Regions from separate parts of the Homo sapiens genome. Here region 1 is linked to region 2. The links are chromatin contacts, found by Hi-C or POLR2A ChIA-PET in ENCODE. All regions are on one chromosome and are shown on one strand. Each heading gives the region's core, a stretch centred on a gene start or an enhancer-like site at or near the end of the contact. The rest is flanking DNA. Distances are from core to core; before and after follow the strand shown.

Region 1 (6,329 bases), core at 3,118-5,617, 49 kb before region 2:
TCTCAGGCTCCTGGGAACCCCCTGCATTTGCTCTGCCTCTAGCAGGCCTGGGGGCTGTGTGTGCTCACATAGCCGAGCAGCTGGGCCTCGCTCTGGGGCCTTCACACCCACTGTGGCTTCTCCAAAGCACCTCCAACTGCCCAAGCCCCACACCTCCTCTGCCGTCTGTGCTCAGCATGGCTGACGGCCGGTCCTGCCACCCTCCTCCCTCTATCTCCGGATTCCCACCCAGCCCGTGTTCTCAACGCCCCTGCTCTGTCCAGCCTTGTAGAGACCACCATAGGACTGAGTCGAAGGGTCTTGACTGCTGGCGACGTGCAGGACCCCGTGATGAGGTGTTTTGGGGCAGGGGGCAGGGGACCCACCAGGGTCCCGGGACGGGCCTTTGGGATGGGTTCCCATGACGGTCCCAGGGAGAGGAGCTGGAAGGTGGTGGAGGCTGAGGCTGCATGCACAGCACTGCGGGGTCCGTGGCTGTTCGGCTGGGGCTGGGCTCAGAAACCGCTGCACAGTCAGAGCTGGGGTGTGAGTCCTGCCCCGCCACTTGGTGGCCGTGGCCGAGCCCCACCAGCCCACCAGGATCGTCCATCCCAGCTGCCCTCGCTGTGAACTCTTGCAGGTCTGAGGAGCCACAAAGGGGTGATGGGGGGGCTGGTGGCTTCCCCCTCATCAGGTGTGGGCGGCGTCCCTGCCCGGGGTGCACAGCGGGGGATGGGGAAGGCCATGCCACCTCACAGGCCCACTCGCTCCTCCCTCTCTGCACCCGACCTGTGCTTCCTTCCTGCCAAGAGGCTTGTCTAGGAGCCATGAACACTGGGTAGCTGGGCAGGGCCTCTCACCCGGCTGGCCCATTGGCTTCTGACATGTTGGGAGGGATGGAGGGGGGCCTGGTGTCCGCCTTCTGGGACCTGTGGTTCCTGAGCCCAAGGTTTTAGGGTTCACAATCCATGCCCAGGCCTGGGCCAGGCTCCAGGAAGGTTGTGCTCAGTCCTGAGTCCCGGCAGGGCCCCCCTTGTGCAGGCCCTGGGATTCGCTGTGTCTCCCCAAGGGGCTGCCGTGACACACAACATGTGTAGTCGTGGGGTTCTGGGAGCAGACAGGGACTTGGAGCCATCAGCTGAAGCCCTGCACCTCCCAGAAGCTGGTCCCACGTGGCCTGGCACCGCCTGGGCTCCCTGTAGGCCCGAGAGTGTGAGCCCTGGGCAGCCCCTCCCTCCATGGTGGCTCCTGGGACAGACCCCTGGGGACAGGAGGGCCCACAGGCCAGGCTACTGCAGCCTTCACCCTGGGCTGGCACCCTCAGCTCCAGGAGGATGGACGCTTGCAGCTCAGGGAGGAGCGGGTTACCCGGGGCCTGCCTGCCCTGCAGACTCAGGGCCCGCTGTGCTCAGGAGCAGGCTGGTTTAGCCGCTGCAGCACCCTTGAGAGGCAGACATTAGTTCCCCAATGTAAACAGGGAGACAAGGCTCAGGAGGGCGAGACTCCGGGTGGCCCGGGCAGGAGGGTGAGACTCCGGGTGGCCCGGGTGTTGCGTGCTGGCCACCCACGCCCCGTCTGAGGGACTCTTCCACCACAGCCACGAGCTGCTCTCCTGAACTGGCCGGTGCGGCTCACGCCCTCCAAAGAGGGTGCAGTGGGCCAGACTGAGGTGTGCTCTGCCTCAGTCCCCCCTTCTGTAAACTGAGACATGAACCCAGAAGCCACTTGGCAGTGCTTAGGGTGCTGAGATGCACTTCATGAGGCTTTGCACTTCATGAGGATTTGCACTTCATGAAGATTTGCTTTTTTTGGTGGCAATTCAGACTCAAGTTTCTGTTCCCTTAGTCTGAGATAACTAAGACTCCACAGAATGGAGGGACAGACACCATGCCCAGCCCCTTGGAATGGCACCAGCTACACTGGGCAGGGGAGAGGCCTCGGAGGTCAGTCCTGGGGCAGGTGCGGCCATGGCACTGGGGGTGGGGGTGGCAGGACCTAGAACAGCCCTGGGGAACAGGCCAGGCCGAGGGACGGACCTAGGACAGCCCAGCAGTTTGAGGGGGACCCGCAGAGCAGGGAAGAGACACCATCAGCCGGGTGGGGACAAAGGGGTGAAGGGGTGGTGGCAGCGGGGGACAAACTCCTGGGGGCAAGAAAGACACAGCCCAGATTTGGGACAGGGTGGGGATGAGAAGTTGTCTTGGGGATTGTGTGCAGGAGGAAGGAAGGGAGACGGGGAGGATGGCAGAAAAGGAGGGAGGAGGGTGGCAGGAGAGTGAGGGGAGGAGGGAGGAGGGAACGGGGGGAGGGAGGAGCAGCTGGTGTCCACCCCAGGCCCCACTGCTGTGAAGTTTCCTGGCTTCCTGGTAACTCATGCTCCTGATGCACGATTGATTTGTGGGTGCCCCACTTCTTAGGAGGGAGGTGGAGATGAAGGTAACCCGGGGATTACTGAATCTAGGTCACTGCCTTGCTGCTTGCTTACTGCCATTGGGATAAGAGGATTGCCACTTCCGGCCTGGTGCGGTGGCTCACGCCTGTTATCCCAGCACTTTGGAAATCTGAGGCAGGTTGATCACCTGAGGTCAGGAGTTCGAGAACAGCCTGACCAACATGACGAAACTCTGTCTCTATTAAAAATACAAAAATTAGCCGGGTGTGGTGGCGGGCACCTCTAGTCCTAGCTACTCAGGAGGCCAAGGCAGGAGAATCGCTTGAACGTGGGAGACGGAGGTTGCAGTGAGCTGACATCATGCCACTGTACTCCAGCCTGGTGACAGAGCAAGACTCTGTCTCAAAAAAAAAAAAAACCCACAAACGAAAACAAACCAGGATTGCCACTCCCCAGCTGCCTGGGAAGGAGGGACCACACCTGCCCCTGGGCTGGCAGCCTGGTGGGTAATTCCCAAGGCTCATCCAGCAAGAGCGGAGGCTGCCTGGGCCTCTTGCAGCCTCCTTAGCTGTGGGGACAGAAAAGGGGAGAGGAAGCTGGGACGGGTGCAGGACAGGGAGAAGGGGCTTCCCCCCTCCCCTTCTTCCTCAGAGCCCCCTTGCCGGGCAGCTCCTCAGGGCCTTTCCAGGTCTCTGCTGGCCGCTGCCCTCACCCAGTCTGGCAGGCACCTCACACCCCTCTTGTTCTCCAGTCCCGCCAGGACCGCCTCTGTCCTCGGGAAGCGTCTGCCCTAGCCCAGGCTTTGCATGAACAGGCCCTGCCCTTCCCTCCTTCAGTGACTCCAGTGAGCCTGTCTCGATTCTGTCTCTTGTCCCTCCCCAGTCCCACCCTGGACCCCTGTGCTCAGTGGCTACCAGGTTTGTTCTCCCCTGGCGGCTGGCGTGGGCTCCCATGGGATAAAGCTGCTTCTGCCACAGTGGAAGTTTGGGGTTCCCCTGGCTCTCCCTCCCTGTGGGCGTCTGCACCACCTTCGACTGTGACCTCTTCTTCCCAAATCCCAAGGCAGGGCCTCCCTCCCAGCCCAGAGAGCCCTGAAGCCCCCATCTGGTCAGTCTTCCTGGAAGCCAGGGGTCCTCACAGGGACTACATGGTCCCCACCATGGGATGTGGATGCAGAATCAGGGGCACCCCGGTTTGAGCCTGAGTCTGCTTCAGCCGAGGCTCCTAGACTCAGGTCTAACCAACTCAGTGGCCATGCGATGTCAGCTTGAGCCAGAAGCCGAGTCGGAGAGGCAGGCGGCCAGGGCACAGTGCCGGGAGGGGGCTCTAGGTACTTGCTCCTCAGCACAGAACTAGCCTGTGCCCTGACAAGAGGCCTCCCTGGAGGCCTGAGGATCCGAGCTGACCCTTAGACACCTGGGACAGGTGCAAGAGATGCACACAGCCGCCTCCCTGAGGCTCCGCACAGACCCACCTCGGCCACGTCCTCGACGTTCACCATCTTTTTGGTCTGAGCCACGTGGCCCACGACCCCGATGTCCAGTGGGAAGACGATCTCGGAGTCGGGGGGCACCAGGCAGTCCTCCAGGACGCTGTCCGGCTGCACGCTGAAAAGCCTGGTGGCCAGCTCGGCCACGCCGTTGCGCTGGCGGTACATGAAGAGGCTGCAGCGGTCGGCCTGCAGGAGGGTGCAGAGGCGCCGCAGGACCTTGAAGACCACGCGCTCCATGTTGATGCTCTCCTGCATATCCTGCACCAGCTCCAGCAGCGCCGTGCTCTCCTCCACCTGGCAGAGGTCCCGGAGGCTGTCGCAGTCCGGCGGGCACCCGTCCTCGCAGGCCGCGGCCACATTCTCAGGGCTCAGTTTCTTCCCAAAGTACTGGCGGGCAAAATCGGGGTTCTGGTCCAGAAAGCTCCGGGCCTGCTCCTCACTGAGGCTCATGGTGGCTGCCTGTCCCTGGAGACGCTGCTGCTCCAGGCACGCATGGACTCCCAGGAAACCCTGTCATCAGCAAAGTCTTTCTTAGTGAGATTAGGAACCCCGGGGGCGGGTCAGCTGACTCACTCCTACAAATGGGGGCCTGCGCTCCCTCTCCTCAGACCCTGGGACTTCCCACCTTCCAGGAAAACCAGACCCTGTGGAATGAAGGCTGGGAGTAACTGTTGGGGGATCTCCTGCCTGTTGCAGGCGTCACGGGTGGCTGGGCACAGGCATTTGGCTTCTAGCGGACCAGGCCCTGAGAACTAATCCCCTGAGGAGGTTATCCCACACACAGCATGACGCTTTCTGCTGGTGGAGCTGCCTGAGGGTTTGGGTTGGTCCCACAGGTGGCCCCAGGCCCTCCTGGGAGCCCAGACCTGGGCTCGGGTGTGCTGGGGAGGTGGTGGGGCACTGGCCCTGCCTCCAGGAGATGCAGTTCACCCCTGTGCAGGGAGAGGGGGCTGGGTAATCACACCAGGACCCAAATGCCCAGAGGCCAGCAAGGGGACCCTGGATGTGGAGGTGGGACCACATCCACCTTCCCCCACACTCTGAGGGATGCAGAGTTGCTAGTCAGCCTTTACCTGCTGTCAGGCCCCGGCTGGGACAAGCTTCGGGGTGACGCCGCTCTGAGGCCACATGGCTTTCAGTGGAAAAAGGACCTGAATGTTGGGGGGCTGCCTGGCAACAAAGCCCGACCTCTCCTCTCCGCTGTCACCTCAGCAAGCCTTGCCTGCTCCCATAGGCCTCTCGGCTCCTGGGCCAGCTCCCTGCAGGCCAGCAGGGGTGATGTGGCCAGAAGCACCTTGGCTGGGTCTGGCATGGGCGCCGGCCTGGCGGGCGGGTGGCAGTGTTCCTGATTTCCCTGAATATAAAAACGCTGATTGTCGCTTTCCAGGCACCTTTGTGCTGCCAGATCCTGGGCTTAAGGTTTCTTCCCATCTTTTCCAGTTTATCTGTCCATGTTGTCACCATACTTTTAACCAGGATGCAAGGTTTTCATGTGGTTCTTTTACTGCACTCAGCTGGTAGACGTGTGTGCACGCGTGCATGAGTGTGCACATACGTGTGTGCACGGAGTGTGAGTGTGCGCACGTGTAGGTGTGTGTGTTCGTGTGAGCACGTGTGCATGACAGCCAGGTGCCCTCAGGAGCGCAGAGTTCTCTCAGCACGAGGCCAGGCCCCGGGGAAGCTTCTGCGAGGGCCCTGGGCTGCACCGCTGCAGCTGCCTGTCTCGGAGGCTGCTCTGAGGCAGCATCTGCGCCGTCCACAGTGGGCCCAGCTGGGTGTGCGACGTGTGCCCTTGTGCCATGATGTTCCTGCCTCCACTTAGTCACAAAGTCACTTCCTTTCAAGGATCTGCTGAGAGGCTTCCCCTTTTTCCTAAAAATAGTGAATTCTCACTGGGGACGGGGGAGTGGGGATGTGGGTGGGGGGAGGGGTTGTGGGGCCGCTGCAGTGCTTGGGTTTGGGGCCGGGGGGAGGGTCGCCTGCTTTGCATTCAGTCCCAGAACAGCCTCCAGAGCCTGCCGGTTGCATTTCCCAACTCCCAGGGATGAGCTCACATTGCGCCTGGATGTGAGGATGGCGGCCGGAAACCAGCCTTCAGGTCCTCGGTTGCCCCACCCTGAGGTCTATGCACACGCAGCCCCTCCCCACCTCCTTTTTCCTCTCCGGGCTCTTTCCCGTCCCCCAGTTCCTCACAACCCCCTTCTGGACACCCCCACTTTGCCCCTTGCTCCCCTCCGTCAGCGAGGGGCCTGCCAACCTCCCTCCCACAGGGGCCTCCGTGCCCGCAGAACTGAGACACTCACCTGCGTGTGAAATGAGCTAAGCGCATCTTGAGTGGGACCGCAGAGCTGGAGAGGCCTTGCTGGGGGCATGAGGGCCCTGGGGTGGGGCTGGGGGTGGCAGCTGACCTCAGGCTCTGCCTTGCCACCTGCCCAAGGGAGCGTGGAGTGGCTGGGCTCAGTGTGG
Region 2 (7,003 bases), core at 2,103-4,602:
CCCCTCTCTCTGCCCACCCAATGTCATCCACTCAGGAACACTGCTGACCATCTGCAGAGTCTCAGGAAGTGATGGGAAAAGGGCGGGGGAGATAAGCAGGCAACCCTGTGATTGCACCGTGAGGGCGGAAACCCCACCAGCTCCCCAGTGGCAGGGCTCCTTCTAGACCCACCAGGGCATCCTCCTGCGGGTCCAGGACCTCCTTTATCCTCAGGGTAAAGTCTGAACTTCCCCGCAAGGCTCAAAGACCCTTCTGGGTGGGCACCTGCTGCCCGACGGTGGCACCCTCACTCTGCCCCTCCTATCTGAAGACTTTACTGTGCGCCAGCTCCGGGCTGTCTCCTCCAGGGCCTCTGCTCTTGACGTTCCTGCTGCTGGGGCATGCGCCCTGCCAGAGCCCCTTCCCCACCCCCAATACAGAGATGAGGGCCTGTCTGCCTGCGGGCCGGCCTGTCTCACCTGACCCTGAGCGCCGTAGGAGCAGAACCAGCTGACTTTGCTGTCCTGTCACAAGATGGAGCAACCCACCCATTCATTTGTTCATGCACTCATTCCACATAGCTGGGGCAAAGCCAGATCCTGATGTGGATGGGAGACGGGGGCAAGCTGGACAGGACCGCAGTGAGCTGAACTCCCAATGTGGCAGGGACACACACCTTTGGACCACAGGGAAATCCTGCCTCTTATGGAGGACCGTCTGTCCGGGGCAGGGGAGGGCAGGGAGGCAGTTCGCGGAGCCTGAGTGTGAGCGGCGCTCCGCCAGTCACTGGCTCCTGCATGGGAAGCCTCTGTGAGGGCAGTGGGGCCGCCTACCTTCGTGTGCCGCAAGGACTGAATGAAAATCTGTGTAGAGCACTCGGAGCGGCACCTGGAGGGCAGTGGGATCCCACAAAACTGAGTTACATCTCAGTGGGGTGAAGCGAGCATCTGGGAAATGCAAAGGCAGACGCCGGTGAGGACGTGGAGAGGCGACACACCCCAGGCTGCAGGAGGTGACTGTGCAGAGGCCCGGTGGCAGGAGCAAGCCGCCAGTGGGATGGAGGCCTCTAGAAAGGGGCCAGGGAGGCTGGAGGCCAGACTGGGGAGAAATTCTGCAGGACTGACCTGCCTCCTATGGGATCTCTGATGGCAGAAACCCCTCCAAGCTGTTTTTCCCTGCCCTAAGAGGGCACAGCCCCATCCTTCCACCCTCACCCTTTAGGGAGGCAGGAGGATGAGGCCCCATCCGTTCACTTCCTCCTCCAAAGCCTAATCATCGTGGCTGCAGCAGCCTTGCTGCATTGGGAATGGAGAGGCCGCTCCGCCCTCACTGGAGGGGGCTGCAAACCTCGTTTCCCTGGAAACTGAAATAATCAGTGGAAGTCAGCTCATGGTAAGTCTGCTTGCGCGCGTGGGTGCCACAATTATTACACAAGCTGATTTACACACTGTCCTTTGAAAACCTATGCACCATAAATGCAAAGGAAGGGTCACTATTCCTGTTCTGGAGAGTCATCGTGCAGGAGATACAGGACCGTTCGCGAGGTTCTAAAATCTGCACTCTCTGCTAAAAATACAGTGAAACATGCTCGTCCTCCTCGCAGCGATAGCAGTTGAAGTAAATCCCACGCAGATGTCCAGGAGCGCATGAAGGGCCTTCACATAGATTCACATGGGCAGATGGCTTCCGAGAAAGGTAGGCGACAGGACCGCGCCCGCGCTGCCTGGATGGAGTCTGTGGGTGCAGCTTCCTTCAGACAGAGCCTCTGGGGTCTCTGTCCGGGCCCACCGGGCACCACGGGACACACTGCGCCCTTCAAGGGCATGAAGCTGTGCGCTCTGGATGACGGCTCCACAGGCCAGAACTTGCTAAGGCTGGTGACAGGGACGGAGGTGCGTTCTCAGGGCGTCCCTCCACCTCCCCCGGCGCCCGGAGCGCGTTCCCTGCTGCAGCCACCGAATCCGGCGCAAAGTTATTTAACGCTGCAATTAGCCGGCAGGGTGAGTCATCGGCTCCCCAGCCTCTTGCCGCCGCAGCAGAAACGAACTGGAAGGGACCAGGGGTGCAGGCCCAGCTGCTCGGCCGAGGGCCTTCCGGAGACGCTCCCATCCCCCCAACCAAGGGGCCGAGGCGAGCTCCTCTCAGGAAGAGGCTGGAGGGCCCAGAGAGGCCGAAGAGGTGACCTTCCCCCACCCCACGCACCCAGCCGCCCCACGCCTTCCTCTCACCCACCTCGAATCGTCAGGGTAGGAATGAGGCGGAGGAATTCGCCGCCCTCGTCCCCCTCACTCAGGCCGTGAACCGCCTTCTGATGAATTAATTCACGTGCACCCGCGTCTGGGGAAAATTCCTGTCTGATGCAGACGAGCTTTGCAGACTAAAACCAAACGAGACTCATCCTAGGTTCTAAGACGTCGTCTCCAGCTTGACTCAAATGGCTGGTCCTAAAAGTCAGCGCCCCTACTCATCCCCCGAACCGCGGGCACACGCTCACGGCACACCCCGCACACACGCGCGCGCACACACATGCACACACCACACACGCACCCACAAGCAACACACCGCACACGCGCACACGTCAGCACTTCCCAGAGACCCTGATCGTCCCCATCCCTTGAACAACCCCCTCCCCCCACAGCACCCAGGCTCACTCCTCCCTTACCCCCAGCTCCCGGCCCCTCCCCCTCCCTCCCCGGGCTCCTTCCCACCCCCCCCCAGCTCCCGGCCCCTCCCCCTCCCTCCCCGGGCTCCTTCCCACCCCCCCCAGCTCCCGGCCCCTCCCCCTCCCTCCCCGGGCTCCTTTCCCCCCCACCCCAGCACCCGGGCTCTCCTCCTTTCCTCCCTCCTTTCCCAGGCTCCCCCTTTCCCCTTCTCCTTACCCAGGCTCTCCCCCATACCCACTCACCCCTAGCACACAAGCTCCCCTCTCCCCCTCTCCCTGCATCCCCATAACTTCCACAGGCTTCCCGGCCGCTGGCAGGCGGGTGGGCGGGAAGTGCGGCCCAGACCCAGTGGATAGAGAGGGGAGAGAGGGGAGCGCAGACGCAGGGGCGCCGAGCGGTGGGGAGCGCTGAGGGTGGGGCCCAGGGGGTCCGGGAGAGCCAGCTGGGGGTGGAGAGCTGCGTTTCCGCAGCGGCCCGCGCCGGATAGGGGCGCGGATAGGGAGGGAAGGCGGAGAGACGCGGCCAGGGGCCCCCGCTCCGGGAGGAGGAAGCGGAGGGGCGTCCCGGGGGTGGCGGGGGCTGCCGGGGGCGGGGAAGGGCGGCGCCAGGGCGAGGCGCGCGGGGCCGCGGGCGGGGTGGGGGGTTGGGGGGGAACGAGCCTCCTGGGAGGGGCCCCGCGGGCTGGGGAGGGGGCGCGCGCCCTGCGGTCTCTGCGCCGCATCGGTTCCCGGCGCGGGGTCGCGGCGGCGGCGGCGGCGGCGGCGGCGGCGGGAGGCGGAGGATGCGGGCTCCGGCGGCGGCGGCGCGGGCCCGGGAGGACGCGGGAGGATGAGGAGGAGGCCGGCGGTCCGGCCGCGCGGCGCCGGGAGGAGGCGCAGGCGGCGGGGGCGGCGGCGGGCGGCGGCGGGCGCGCGGGGTGCGGGCCGGCTCGGGCGCGGAGGATGAAGTGGAGCGTCCGCGGGGCCTGCGCCGCGCTCTCCTCCTGCCTCCTGCTCGCCTGCGCGCTCAGCGCCGCCGCCGTCGGCCTCAAGTGCTTCTCGTTGGGCTCGGAGCTGCGCGGGGAGCCGTTCCGCCTGGGGGCCGCCGCCGGCGCCTTCTACTCCGGGCTGCTGCTGGCCGCCGGCCTCTCACTGCTCGGCGCCGCCCTGCTCTGCTGCGGACCCCGGGACGCGCCCCTCGCGGGGTCGGAACCGGGCCCGGGTTTGGGGGTCCCCGCGGCGCCGGCAGGCGCTCCCGAGGCCACGCCGGGCGAGTCGGGGGCCGCGGCCGGGGCCCCGGGGCCGGTGAGCAGCCAGAACCTGCTTCTGCTCGGCGTCCTGGTCTTCATGCTCGGGGTCCTCAGCGCATTCGCGGGCGCCGTGATCGACGGCGACACCGTGTCCCTGGTGGAGCGCAAGTACTCGCACTACTGCCTGCCCCCGCGGGCGCCAGGTTCGAGCCCCGGCTCGGCCCCGGGCTCAACCCCCGGCTCGGCCCCGGGCTCGGCCCCCGGCTCGGCGCCGGGCTCGGCCCCCGGCGCCCCGCGCGCTCGCAGCACCCTGGACAGCGCCACGTCCGCCAAGTGCCGCCAGCTGAAGGACTACCAGCGCGGCCTGGTGCTCTCCACCGTCTTCAACTCGCTTGAGTGCCTGCTGGGCCTGCTCAGCCTCCTGCTCGTCAAGAACTACAAGTCGTCGCAGGCCCGGCGCGGTCGGCGCGGCAGGCGGAGGGGAGGCCGGGCCCTGGCGCGGCCCCGCGGCGGCTCCGGGCTCCGCGCGCAGCCGCCCGCCTCTCGGGCGCGCCGGGGCCGGCGGGGCCGGCGGGGGCGGCGGCTGCAGCAGCGGCCGAGCGAGGCCTCCATCCTGTCCCCGGAGGAGTCGGACCTGGCCGCCCCCGGGGACTGCGCGGGCTTCGCGGCGCACCACGCGGTCTCCTACATCAACGTAGGCGTCCTCCACGCGCTGGACGAGGCGGGCGCGGAGGTGCGCTGCGGGGGGCACCCGTCGGTGGAGCTGCCGGGGTACGCGCCCTCGGACCCCGACCTCAACGCCTCCTACCCCTACTGCTGCCGGCCGCCCTGCGAGACGCCGCGGCCCTGGGAGACCCATCGGGCCTGCTGATCCCGCGGGCCGGACCCCCATCCCGCGGACCGCGCTTGCGTTCCACCCACCCCGCCCCGCTCAGGACCCCCGCGGCAAGGGAGGACGGGCAGCGGGGCGGGGTCCAGGGCCAGGCCTCAGGGGCGCCGCCTCTTCCACGTGGCTTTGCAGCCTCCGGCCTGGCCCCCTCTGCGGGCTCCGTGACCACAGGAGGGGGCCCCTGATGTGACCATTTCTGTATCTGGGAGGTTTCTCTTCTTATTTGTGTCGTTCATATCTGGATTCCATTTTCAAGTTTACAATAAATGTTTGGGCTTGGCTAGCCCGACTGCACTTTTCTTGGCAAGTCCAAACCCTGGGGCTGCTCTGCCTGGTGGTCCGAGGCGAGGGGGACAGAGCGAGCGCCCCAGGACGGCGACTTCCCACGGAGGAAGAGCAGACAGAGACGCAGAGCAGCTGGTAATTCAGAAAGAAGAAGTGAGAACACCCAACAGCAACACTTTGTACACGGATGTGCCTGCTTTTGTTGATACTTTCTTACTGTAAAGCTCTCCATAAATAGTGAAAATGTTTGGTAAATTTATTGCAATTTAAAATTGGTGAGTTCCTTTATTAAATTAATTGCTATGTTATTGGAGAATATTCATCAAATTGGAATTAGAGGATGTCTACGCACAAGTCAGTGTGGGGGGAAATGGTTTCATTTGGTCGGACAAATGTTGAGTTTGAACAGTTGTATTCTGCTAGCTAGTTGACTGAATCCAGCCTCTTTCTAAAGCTAACTTTCTGTGTGTGTAGAGACCCTGATGCCACATCCCATACATTTCTTTTTTCTTTTCTTTTTTTTTTTTTGGAAACTGGTTGTGTGGTTTCGACTGCAAAGCAGATCTTATTTTTGATTAATACATATGAACAATTTAATCCTATTTCGGAAAATCAGTCATAGTTTTTCTGGCATAGATAATTTTCCTGTTGATTATTTCATTAATCTGGTAATTTTGAGTATGATAGCATTTCATTTCAAATATACCCCGTAATCGCCTTAATTGATGTGAAGGTCATACTTTTAAATGATGAGGCTATGTGTGTGTGTGTTTTCACACATGATATGAAATGAGTTCCATATGCTCGTGGAGTGTGTTTCCATCTGTCTGCTGGGCTGGCTGGGAGCCAGTCCGGCTCCAAGTCTTGGGAAAAGGTGATCGGACTCCCACATGCTGGAATTGTGGCATCAGGCTGGTAGCTGCTGACCCTGAGCAGCTGGGAGCAGAGCCACAGCCTGGTGGGAAAGATGAGTACCTCCTGCCGTGGGACTGGGGAGGCAGCCAGTGCTCTGCGGGGTGAGTGCCAGCACAGAGCAGTTAGGAGAGAGAAGCTACAGAAACCACGTGTAATATCTGTATTGTGTATGGAAGTCTACTTATAGCTGTGAAAAAGTAGCCAAATTTAAGGATGGAGCATAGTTTTCAGGTGCAGGCTCTGGAGTGAGGCCTCTCCTCAGCTCCTAGTTGCCCAAAGCTGGAGCTCCCTATACCCCTGGTGACCAAGGCCCCCATCCCTGCTGGCTTCTGGCTGGGCTTCCCTGCTACTGCAGAGGCCACAAGAGGCAGGAGGCTCCAGCCCCATTTCCATGATGGGAAGTGAAACCTGTCACCATTCAGGGGGCTGATCTCCAGAGCTGGCAAACCTTCCCCTGCTGATGCCTGCTCAGTTACTGCGAAGCTTGGGGATCTGGTCAAAGATGCCATGGGCCAGTGTCCTCTCCTTGCTATGTGGATGCTGCTGGAGGACAAAGAATCACAGCCAATTTACTAGGTTTTCATCCACAGGCTTCTTCAGATAGTGGCTCATAATAGGCCTCCCTGAATGGTGGAGTGAGAAAGGGGGTCCAGCCAGACAGAGGGCATGACCTGACTGGTCCCACTGTCCATTTACAGCCCAGTCCTTTCCTGCCCCAGGACAACCAGCCCAGCAGTCATCAACCTAAGCAAAAATGTGATCGCTGGCAGAGCAGTGTGACTTTTAAGATACTTCCTTCTGTCTGCTCACATCCAATCAGCGTGGCATTGTCAGGTGCCTCCTGCTTTCCGAGCAGAGGCCTCTCAGGTGGCTGCAAGGCCAGCCTCCCAGAACTACGCAACAGGGGCAGCCAGGTGGACCTGCCCGGGGGTGGGCACTTGGTGGCTCCCTGCAGAAGGCTGCCTGGCACTGCCCTGGCTGGAGCAAATGCATGGGCAGTGCAGATGCAAAAAGCCAAATTTCTTGTGTGCTTTTTGTTTTCC

Evidence for each region. Hi-C counts contacts between places; a loop is a spot of excess contacts on that map. ChIA-PET counts read pairs that join two places held with the same protein, here RNA polymerase II (POLR2A). Pooled maps may share reads with other maps.
Region 1: POLR2A ChIA-PET joins it to region 2 with 13 read pairs in WTC11. The contact joins the promoter of PDE6B here to the promoter of TMEM271 in region 2. A Hi-C loop is called at or near these places in 2 of 50 pooled maps. POLR2A ChIA-PET finds 5 or more read pairs at or near these places in 2 of 52 experiments (HEK293 and WTC11).

What each region holds. Positions count from the first base shown.
Region 1 is chr4:623,611-629,939 of GRCh38, reverse strand. It overlaps PDE6B (phosphodiesterase 6B), which reads right to left and starts at 4,367. Exons shown (of 22, transcript NM_000283.4): 1 at 3,846-4,367. The coding sequence starts at 4,313. RefSeq lists enhancers at 2,713-3,701, 3,702-4,691, 5,681-6,329.
Region 2 is chr4:572,644-579,646 of GRCh38, reverse strand. It overlaps TMEM271 (transmembrane protein 271), which reads left to right and starts at 3,352. Exons shown (of 1, transcript NM_001362796.2): 1 at 3,352-5,767. The coding sequence starts at 3,585. The coding sequence ends at 4,742. LOC105374338 (a long non-coding RNA gene) reads right to left here and starts at 2,479. Exons shown (of 3, transcript NR_148199.1): 1 at 1,328-2,479; 2 at 814-927. RefSeq lists enhancers at 4,004-4,697, 5,070-5,159.